Linked DNA regions of Homo sapiens: region 2 is linked to region 1. Evidence: chromatin contacts called from ENCODE Hi-C or POLR2A ChIA-PET data. All regions are on one chromosome and are shown on one strand. Each heading gives the region's core, a stretch centred on a gene start or an enhancer-like site at or near the end of the contact. The rest is flanking DNA. Distances are from core to core; before and after follow the strand shown. Region 1 holds the start of RIPOR2 (RHO family interacting cell polarization regulator 2). Region 2 holds the start of H3C11 (H3 clustered histone 11).

What was found. Hi-C counts contacts between places; a loop is a spot of excess contacts on that map. ChIA-PET counts read pairs that join two places held with the same protein, here RNA polymerase II (POLR2A). Pooled maps may share reads with other maps.
Region 2: a loop to region 1 is called in a pooled map, with 2.7 times the contacts of the local background. The contact joins the promoter of H3C11 here to the promoter of RIPOR2 in region 1. A Hi-C loop is called at or near these places in 1 of 37 single-sample maps with no recorded cell type and 2 of 50 pooled maps. POLR2A ChIA-PET finds 5 or more read pairs at or near these places in 2 of 52 experiments (CD4-positive, alpha-beta T cell and activated CD4-positive, alpha-beta memory T cell).

Annotation. Positions count from the first base shown.
Region 1 is chr6:24,933,840-24,938,938 of GRCh38, reverse strand. It overlaps RIPOR2 (RHO family interacting cell polarization regulator 2), which reads left to right and starts at 2,979. Exons shown (of 22, transcript NM_001286445.3): 1 at 2,979-3,101. The coding sequence starts at 3,041. LOC105374981 (a long non-coding RNA gene) reads right to left here and starts at 4,964. Exons shown (of 3, transcript XR_007059514.1): 1 at 4,875-4,964; 2 at 4,569-4,693. RefSeq lists an enhancer at 2,097-2,266.
Region 2 is chr6:27,869,986-27,875,084 of GRCh38, reverse strand. It overlaps H3C11 (H3 clustered histone 11), which reads left to right and starts at 2,739. Exons shown (of 1, transcript NM_003533.3): 1 at 2,739-3,240. The coding sequence starts at 2,770. The coding sequence ends at 3,180. It overlaps H4C13 (H4 clustered histone 13), which reads left to right and starts at 1,551. Exons shown (of 1, transcript NM_003546.3): 1 at 1,551-1,937. The coding sequence starts at 1,575. The coding sequence ends at 1,886. RefSeq lists enhancers at 1,271-1,320, 1,401-1,570, 1,871-1,920, 1,352-1,989, 3,905-4,542 and 1 more.

The DNA of each region.
Region 1 (5,099 bases), core at 1,730-4,229:
TTATGTTTTTGAAACTCATCCATATTGATGCATGCATATGTAGTTTATTAATTTTTCTTTTTAGTTAACACATCATGCATGTATGTCATATCTCTCTAAGGTAATTGTAAACTTTGGAGAGCAAGAACCATGTTTTCTATCCTCTGTGCTTTCAAGGAGTTCGTGGTAGCATTTGTGATTTGTTCTTTGAGATGATTAGCTGTGTTTCTGAGATATCTAAATTGGAGAAGAGGAGACTGAGGGAAACTTCCTAAGGGTTATTGAGGTTTTATATGGAGTGTGGTGACTTCTCATTCTCTATCCCCATTGAGCCTTCAATTTGGGAAATATCCTAAGCGTCCCTGTGAGAGACTTAGGCGTATAATTATAACTGGGTATTTACTGTGTACCATGTACTGTGTCAGCTTCTTTACATAAATTATCCTACTTAATCCTCAAAACAAGCCAAATGAGAAAGTATATTATTTTCTAGGACTTCTGTAATGAAGTACCACAAACTGGGTGGCTTAAGCAACAGAAACTTACTGCATCACAGCTGTGGAGGCTAGAAGTCCAAGGTCAAGGTGTTGGCAGGATTGGTTCTTCTGAGGGATGTGAGGGAGAATCTCTTGCAGGCCTCTCCCCTAGCTCATGGTGGTTTACTGGCAGTCTTTGGTGTTCCTTGGCTTGTGGATCTCTGCCTTCATCTTCACATACTATCCTCCCTATGTCTATGTCTTTGTCTAAATCTCTCCTTTTTATGAGGAAGTTAGTCATATTGGATTAAGGACCCATCCTCCTCCAATATGATATAAGTTCATCCTAACTAATTATATCTTCAATGGCCCTGTTTCTAAGTAAGGTCACATTCTGAGGTACTGGGGGTTAGGACTTCAACATATGAATTCAACAGGGGAGACACAATTCCACCCACTTAAAATGAAACAGGCCTACAGAGGTTATGCTAACTTTTTGAAGTGGAATAGCTAGGGCCCTCAGGTTCACGTGGTAACCAGGTAGTTCTGAGGTGGGAGGTGAGGGAGGTAGTGCAGGTCCCCAAGAGCCACGGGGATGCTGCAGTGAACTGGACTGTGTGCAGTCACTCCCATAAGTTGTCCAGACATGAGGTAACAGAGTGAGCTCTGGAATTAGTCAAATCTGCCACTCACTAGCTGCCTGATCTTAGGAATGTTTTTCAAGCCCTCAGAGCCCCCATTGCTTCATCTGTAAAATGGGATAATAGCACCCACCTCATGAAGTTGTGGAGATTAAAGGACATAGGACAGTAGTTGAGAAATGTAGTGATTATCAAAATGGACACCCATCCTCTTATCCCAACCACACAAAAGAGAGCTTTAGTCCACATCCAAATTTCCTACACCTAGGCCCATTTTAATTAATTTAATTTATGTAACTAAGTGCAACCCTTGTCCAGAAACATCATTCAAGTGGGGATCATGGTAGGGGGTGGTAAAAGGGTCAGAAAGGGGAGATGCAAAGGAGAGCTAGAGAAAAGGATAACTCCAGTTCTCTGCCTGTCAGTGTGTCTCAAGGTGGGCATTATTGGTATTTGGAGCTGGACAGTTCTTCCTGTTGAGCTACTGTTCCATGCATTATGGTAAGGTTGATATCCCTGGGCCCCTGAGTGCTAAGACATTAAATACCAGTAATAACCCCCAGTCATTGTGCCACCCAAAACACCCCAGACATTTCCAAGCTCTCCTCTAAGGATGGTTCCAGCCCTGATTGACAACAATTGGTGATCCCAGCAGGACCCAAGCTGTACACTGTCTTTGGGAACTGCTGCAGCCACCAATGCAGGGATGAACTGACTGTTGCTGCTCAGTTAACCCTCAGTGTCTGATTCCTGAATTCCTCTGGGGTGATCCCTTCTCACTGCTGGATTTCTCCAACCCTGTTGTCCACAGTCTCTTCTGGGAGAAAATGGTGCAATTTCAAGGTTGCAGTTACAGGAGGAGGGGACAGTTTCTCTAGGGTAACACTGGGAGTATCTTCAAAACCATGCAGTAAATAAAGTGCCAAAAATAAACACCTTGGGTCAACAGCTCCTCACTGTCATCTCCATTTGCATTTTCTAAGCTTCTGGCCACCTAAGAGATCTTACAACACAGTGGAGTGCTCTGGGAAACCCCGAAATGAAGTCTCAGTATTACTCAGAGAGATGTGTGTTTGTTTGTGCAGCCAGACAGAATTTGGCACACGTTGGGTAGCTCGATATGGTGATGCCAGCCAATGGTGCTCGCGTAGAAGCTCAGTGTTCACTCATCCCTTTGGGAGGACTGCTTTTTGAGTTACATTTTCTTCTTTCTCCTTTAGTGATACAGTCTGAAGTATCAAACTGAGTAAATATTGTGAAATGCAAGATGTTTGACCAAAACCAGTTATCTATTCATTGACTATAGATTTAATCGAGCCACATAAAGCCTAGATATGGTTCAGTTTGGTTTAAATGCTGTAAAGTTTCCAATCCTTAAATGCAAGAGGTTTGAAAAAAAGAAAAGAAAAGAAAAGAAAAATGCAACTATTACTGAGCAAAATAAAAGCTCTGTCCTCTAAATGCCTGCTTTGGTTTAACATAGTGGCTTGCTTTACTTTCAGATAAATTGTAATTGAAGCAAAACCAAGATATGAGAAATATGAACTCCCTCTTTCAACAAAACCCATTGTGTTCAAATTCATAAGCAAGAAAGTTAAGCACCCACCTTCCTCTTTAAGGAAATATGAAAGTTGTTGCTTTGAAATAGAATTCATTGCATTCAGACTTTGAGTGATATCTGTATTCATATCCAACCGGATCTGCAGCCCTCTTCAAAAAATTCTTTCTCCTCAGTGGTGAGAATTACCCCACCTGGGATTCACTCTTCACAAGGCTCAAGAAGCCTATTCATATGAATGAAACTGCTTTCTTCAGGGCAGATGCGGAAGCTGCCCTCCAGAGGGCTTGGGCAACCCAAGGAAAGGAAATCACCTCGGTCGGCAGTGTGACTGCTGAGACTGCCGGGGCTGCTGCCTGCTGCTTCTCGCGCCTGTCCTCTCCAAGATGCAGTTTTTTGATGCTGAGGAGCTCCTGGTCGATGAAGAGGATGATGTTTTTGGTGAAGGTAAATGCATCTTTCTGGCAGGAGGCTCTCCGGTCTGCTTTGCTTTGTTTTGACACCACTGGACACTTTTGCCCAGCTTGGGCAAGGACTTGAGTATTTTGAAATGATAAAAACAAAGCATCCTGAGTGAGGTAGTGGCTGCAAATATCAACTTAGGCACTGAAGGAATACACAAGGCAAGGGGTGGAACAAGGGGTTGAGTCATTCCCGCAAATACATTTTTTAAAGTCATGACTAAAATAAAGGTTTAGTTTAGGCTGGAAAATAGTACTAAATTTTTTGCCTTGTCTCTCTTCTGTGCTATCTCTTGTCTAACACCTTAAGGAAAGCCTGTCACAGTGGTTTGAGCACAGCAGGGCTGCTAGGGAAGAAGTTAAATAAATGGACCAGGAGTGGTTTTTCATGGTACCATGTTGCTTTGATTTGCACTTCTCTCTTTCTGTCTCTCTCTCTCTCTGTCTCTCTCTCTCTGTCTATCTTTCTCTCGGTCCTTCTCTTTTTTTTTTTTTTTTTTTTTGTTGTTGTTTTTTGAGACAGAGTCTTGCTTTGTTGCTCAGGCTGGAGTGCAGTGGTGCAATCTCAGCTCACTGCAACCTCCGTCTCCCGGGTTCAAGTCATTCTCCTGCCTCAGCCTCCCAAGTAGCTGGGACTACAGGCGCCCACCACCATGCCCAGCTAATTTTTGTATTTTTAGTAGAGATGGGATTTTGCCATGTTGGCCAGGCTGGTCTTGAAATCCTGACTTCAGGTGATCCACCCTCCTTGGCCCCCCAAAGTGCTGGGATTACAGGCGTGAGCTACCATGCCCGGCCTGGGTCCTTCTCTCTTACTCTTCCTCACACATACTTGGCACTCCAACCCTCCATTCCCTTTTCCAATTTTCTTTTTTCCCAAGTCGGGATACTGGAGCCCTGGTAGCTTCCAATCCCCATTGGCACTGCTCAGTTTTCTGTTCTCATCTTGCAGCTTTTCCATGACTTGACCTATCCACTGGAATTTAACTGTAAAGGTTGCGATTTTAAAGGGATGATCTAGTCATTGGATGGATGTTTTGTTCAAATGCTGCCTATGAGATTGGGCTATAGGCAAAAGCTTTTTTAGAATTTGGAGCCACCTAAATAAAGGAAATTTGGACTCAAGAATCTCGTGAATTTGATTATTTTCCGCAAGAAACTACGTCTAGCAATTTTTTAAAAAACTCTATTCAGTAATTTTTTAAAAGGAACAGTAGTAAGGTTTTTGTGTATGTGTAATTACCCAAGCAATACAAGTTCGCTGAAGAAAAATTAGAGTGTCGCAAAGAACCCCTTGTAATCTAGTCATGTAGAATGTAATCATGGTTAATATTTTGATGTTGTCTTTCTGCTATGTTGTTCTAGCTACAGAAATATTTAAAATCATTAGTTGGGTTTTTATCACAACTTAAATCAATTTGAAGAATATCTATTGAGCTTCGCTGCTGTTTACCAAGTTATCATTCTGTTGTGTTACTTTGATGGCAGGCGTTTAGGCCACCAACACCTTGAAGTTTGATCTTAGGCCCCATTCTTCAGCTTTCACTTCTTAAAGATGTTTCCTCTTTAAGCAAACACCTTAAAGAGAAAATTTATACTTAGATACTAACTCTTTTGAGGACCTGAAAAATGCTCACAACTATGAAGATAAGCTTAGAACGGAAAAATTGGCAATCATTCACCCACACCTCCCTCCAGGAATGGCATTCCAAAACGCCCAGCCCACATTTCTTTGCCTATAGGAATTTTGCTCTTTTACATCTGGCTATGATACTTAAGAGCGCCCTCTATAGGCTGATGCACTGCACTCTGGATTATGCGTGGCCCCATCCTGAAGGGAAGCGTTAAGACCAAGCAGGGCTGGATGAACCTGTGTGTTCTCTCTCCTGAGCATTCATCATTTCCAAGGTGATTATTGTAACCTCACTAACCATGTTGTAGTGGAATGGCTGAGGTCCCCAGGTTCCAGGTAGCTAGGTAACCA
Region 2 (5,099 bases), core at 1,490-3,989, 2.9 Mb before region 1:
TAAGGCTGAAGAATCGCTTGAATCCGGGAGGCGGAGAATCGCTTGAACCCGTGAGGGGGAGATTGCAGTGAGCAGAGAACTCACCATTGCACTCCAGCCTGGGGTGACAAGACCAAAACTCTGTCAAAAAAAAAAAAAAAAAAAAAAAAAAAAGGAAAAAGAGGCCAGCCTAGCTCAGTGAGAAACTGATTAACTATTACAACATGAGTATGTAATGTTTTGCACATACAGTAATCATAGAGTAGTTCATAATGTACTTGCAGAGACTGATTTTTAGAATAAAATTAGATATTTGCTAAAGAGGTAAATAATCATACACATTTGAAATATAAAAGGTAAACATTACTGAGAAACGAAATCTGATAGCTGGAAGGCAGGGCAAGGCAGAGCCAGCCTAGGTCAGGAAGGTCACACAACATTTATTTGAAACTTTTTTTTGAGACGGACTCTTACTTTGTTGCCCAGGCTGGAGTGCATGGAGTGCAGGGGCTCGATCTTGGCTCACTGCAACCTCCGCCTTCTGCGTTCAAGCGATTTTCTTGCCTCAACCTCCTGAGTAGCTGGGATTATGGGCGCCCTCCACCACGCCAGGCCAATTTTCTTTATTTTTAGTAGAGAAGGGGTTTCGCCATCTTAGCCAGGCTGGTCTCGAACTCCTGACCTTGTGATCCACATGCATCGGCCTCCCTTCTGGCTGGGATTACAGGCGTGAGCCACCGCGTCCGGCCATTTGAAACTCTTTTTCTTGGAATAAAGTCATCCTCGGTCTTTTCCTCCTGCACTTTATTTGTAAATGTAAAAGACAGGGTTTCTGGGCACAGCTGATTTCCTAGTTCAACAGAAAAGAGGAACATGAGGGAGCTCAAGCGGCACCTTCACAATTCTAAGGAAATACAGGGTAAAAGCCACCTTTCTTTCTCAAACAGCTTCCTGAAGTGTTTCTAGGTGGAATGAGGAAAAAAAAATAGAAAGTTCTTGCCCCAAAAATGTGGTTGGCGAGGGAGAGAAAGGAACAGAAAGGACAGCTACAGAAAGAGTAAAATATAAGGAAAAGAATAGAGAACCAAATTTGAGAAAGGTGAGGAATCCCACCTTGGAGCTATCATCAGGCGTCGTCTTTTGCAGTCAGCCACTCCATAGGCTGATCACTTCGAGTTTGTACGGAAGCAGTTTCTACACGCTATTTCACAAATGCCCGAAACGACTGTGATTACCCCTCTAGAGATGGCGCCATTTGATTCCAGCAGCCACAAAGCACTAGAACAATCGATGCTAAGAGGTGACAGGAAAAACAGGCTGCAAAGACCCAGACAATGGAATGCAGCGGTGGTCAGCCTAAAACACTGTAGAAGGGCAAGATGAGCTGAGTAATTTTTAACTGGGCATCATTTTTAGAAACTGGAGTTTAAGTACCCCCTTTTCCATTTTTTCCTGAAGTCGTGGGCAGGGCGCAAGGTCTGTGAATCGGCCGACCGGATGCAGCTGGTGTGGAGAGTTCCCAATCAGGTCCGATTTATTACTATATAAAGTACTGCTGCGAGGCTTGCCGTGTTGCATTTTGTTTAGTACAAGACATGTCTGGGCGCGGCAAAGGCGGGAAGGGTCTGGGCAAAGGAGGCGCTAAGCGCCACCGCAAAGTTCTGCGCGACAACATTCAGGGCATCACCAAGCCCGCCATCCGACGCCTGGCACGGCGTGGAGGCGTTAAGCGCATCTCAGGCCTTATATACGAGGAGACACGCGGAGTTCTTAAAGTGTTTTTGGAGAATGTAATCCGCGATGCAGTTACCTACACGGAGCACGCCAAACGCAAGACAGTCACAGCCATGGACGTGGTTTACGCGCTCAAGCGCCAGGGCCGCACCCTGTATGGCTTTGGCGGCTGAGTGTTTTACTTACTTACACGGTTCCTCAAAGGCCCTTCTCAGGGCCACCCATGAAGTCTGTGAAAGAGCTGTAGACTAAAGATAGTTAATTTCTTAAGAACACTTAAACGTATGGCAGTTTTGGCAAATTAGCGATTCCACATAAGCAGTCGCTGAAGTTTGAGGTTCGGTGCCCCTTTCAGCATTACTTAGTGGTTAAAAGTGCCGGCTTCTCTGATACACGGCCAAATCTATAACGCCTCTCTGGTTTTTGCAAAAGTCATAATGAAACAGCCGGTCTCATTTATCTTGTATCGATTACTTTACCGCTACCAATGCGAGGGCTGTGTAACTATGACACTGTGGTCCGCAACGCCCAAAATGTTTTAATATCGCCCTTTACAGAAAAAGTCGGCCAACTTCTAAAACATTAAGTACGTTTAAATTTGAGAAATACTGGCATACCACAACGCTCGAATTTCATATCCCCTTCAATGCCTCCATTTACAAATTTACTCTAGTTTCACTTTTCCTTTACGTTCTTTAACTTTTTGTCAAATCAGTAATGACACCTCGTAATTAAAATAGTGCAAGGCAAGTTTAGATTTATCAAGCTTATATTTAAACAGGATTTTGATGCATGAAAAATCCTAGACTTTTGGGGGATTTTTTTTTGTTTCCGTTTTTGTTTTTCTTTAGCTAGCAAAACCATTTTACGTTTCTTGACCCAAAACAGAGGCGGAATGTCTCCCTTTCACTAGCAGATTAAACTGGGAGCCAATTCCGTGTGTGAGACGTGGCATGGCACAGTCTACTGTCCAATCAGAACGCGAGGGCAGCTATAAATACCGGGATGATCAGTTTTTTTCTCTCATTTGTGTTGAGTAGGTACGTCTACTTAGCCATGGCACGAACAAAGCAAACAGCTCGCAAGTCCACCGGCGGCAAAGCGCCGCGCAAGCAGCTGGCCACCAAGGCGGCTCGCAAGAGCGCTCCGGCCACCGGTGGCGTCAAGAAGCCCCACCGCTACCGCCCCGGCACCGTGGCCCTGCGCGAGATCCGCCGCTACCAGAAGTCGACCGAGCTGCTAATCCGGAAGCTACCTTTTCAGCGCTTGGTACGGGAGATCGCACAGGACTTTAAGACCGATCTGCGCTTCCAGAGCTCGGCGGTGATGGCGCTGCAGGAGGCTTGCGAGGCCTACCTGGTGGGGCTATTTGAGGATACCAACCTGTGCGCCATTCACGCCAAACGCGTCACTATTATGCCTAAAGACATCCAGCTTGCGCGCCGCATCCGAGGGGAGAGGGCATAAATATTCCTATCAGCCCAAGAAGTCTGTCCAACCCCAAAAGGCTCTTTTCAGAGCCCCTCAATTGTCACCAAAAGGAAGCTGTAGCTTTTGAGACGTGTCTTAGCTCCATGTTAAATACAAGCTGTGGACAAAACGTGGTAGTGGCCCAACACACTATAATGCAGGAGTCAGGTCACAGGCTGTTGGTATGCTAAATCAATTTCACATACAGAACCTGTTCCTACTGATAAGGATTATCACTCAAAAAAGACATGTCATGGGGTCAATTTTACAGATGAAGTTTAGTTTTGAAAAGTATTCCTGTTTTTATCCTTGAGGAATGTGTCTCCTGCGTATCTACCTGCCCCTACTGAAGGGAACAAGTAGCACAATGAGTGTCCACAGGCTCTGGTGAGGCCGAGGCAGGCGGATCACAAGGTCAGGAGATCAAGACCATCCTGGCTAACACGGTGAAACCCCCCTGTCCACTAAAAAAAAGACTGCCGGCCGTGGTGGCACGCGCCTGTAGTCCCAGCTACTCGGGAGGCTGAGGCAGGAGGATCGCTTGAACCTGGCAGGCAGAGGTTGCAGTGAGCCGAGATCGCGCCACTGCCCTCCAGCCTGGGCTACAGAGCGAGACTCCGCCTCAAAAATACAAAAAACAACAGGCTCTAAAAACTACACACATGAGAGTGGAACAATAGACAATAAGGACTCAGAAGGGAGGAAAGAATGAATGATAAGTTACTTAATTGGTACAATGTAAGCTATTTAGCTCTTGTATAGCCCATGTAACTTGACCACCTTGGAGCATATGCACATAACAAAGTTGCCATCGTACCCCATGCAAGTAACAGTTTTGACAAAAAGCTCGACACTTTTGTTCTGTTTCAATGTAATGTTTAGCAAGCCATGTGTTAGGTAGTGGGCCTCTGAGGAGGGATACTTTAACCTACTGCATGCTGTCATCTATGAAATGAACTTCTAGCTCTAAGTGGACCTTAAAAAATATTTTCCTGTCATTTCACCATATGCTTGTCATAGACTGTGGAGTTGGATTTTCATGAGATTTTTTCTTTCTTTTTTTTTTTCAGAGAGAATCAGTCTGGGTATTAAACTTCAAGTGGTATTTTAAAGCTCTTCCTGGTTTCTAACCAAACTTTTCCATTATTTCCAGCTGTTTTAGAGTTTCCTCATGTGCTCTACATATGTGACTATCATGACCTCATTTTGCTCTTAAACTTTTTGAAGCACACATCTTGACCTAGGAGATATCTGGCAGAGATGTGAAGGCAATTTTTCTCCCTAGTGCTCTCAGCCAGCTCAGCCTCATATCTGTGCCTTCCTTTCTCATATTGGATTCACTCTTGCAAAGAGGCATGTATCCCAGCAACTGGTGCAGCGGTGTCCGATCTTTTGTCTTCCCTGGGCCACGTTGGAAGAAGAATTGTCTTGGGCCACACCTAAAATACAGGATCACTAAAGATAGCTGACGAAAGAAAACAAAGGAAGGAAGGAAGGAAGGGAGGAAGGAAGGAAAAAGGAAGGGCGCAGTGGCTCACATCTGTAATCCCAGCACTTTGCATTTTGGGAGGCCGATGCGGGCGAATCACGAGGTCAGGAGTTCCAGACCAGCCTGGCCAACATGGTGAAGCCACGTCTCTACTAAAAATACAAAAAATTAGCTGGGCATAGTGGCAGGCGCCTGTAGTCCCAGCTCCTTGGGAGGCTGAGGTTGCAGTGAGCCGAGATCACGCTACTGCACTCCAGTCCTGGTGACAGAGTGAGACTCTGTCTCAAAAAAAAAAAAAAAAAAAAAAAAGGAAGGAAGGGAAAGAAAGAAAAGTCTGTGCATAATTTTTGTGATATCCACCATCACAGATGAACAAAAAAGTCCTCACATTCAAAGGGTTGGATACAGGTATAAAGTTTTTGGAAAC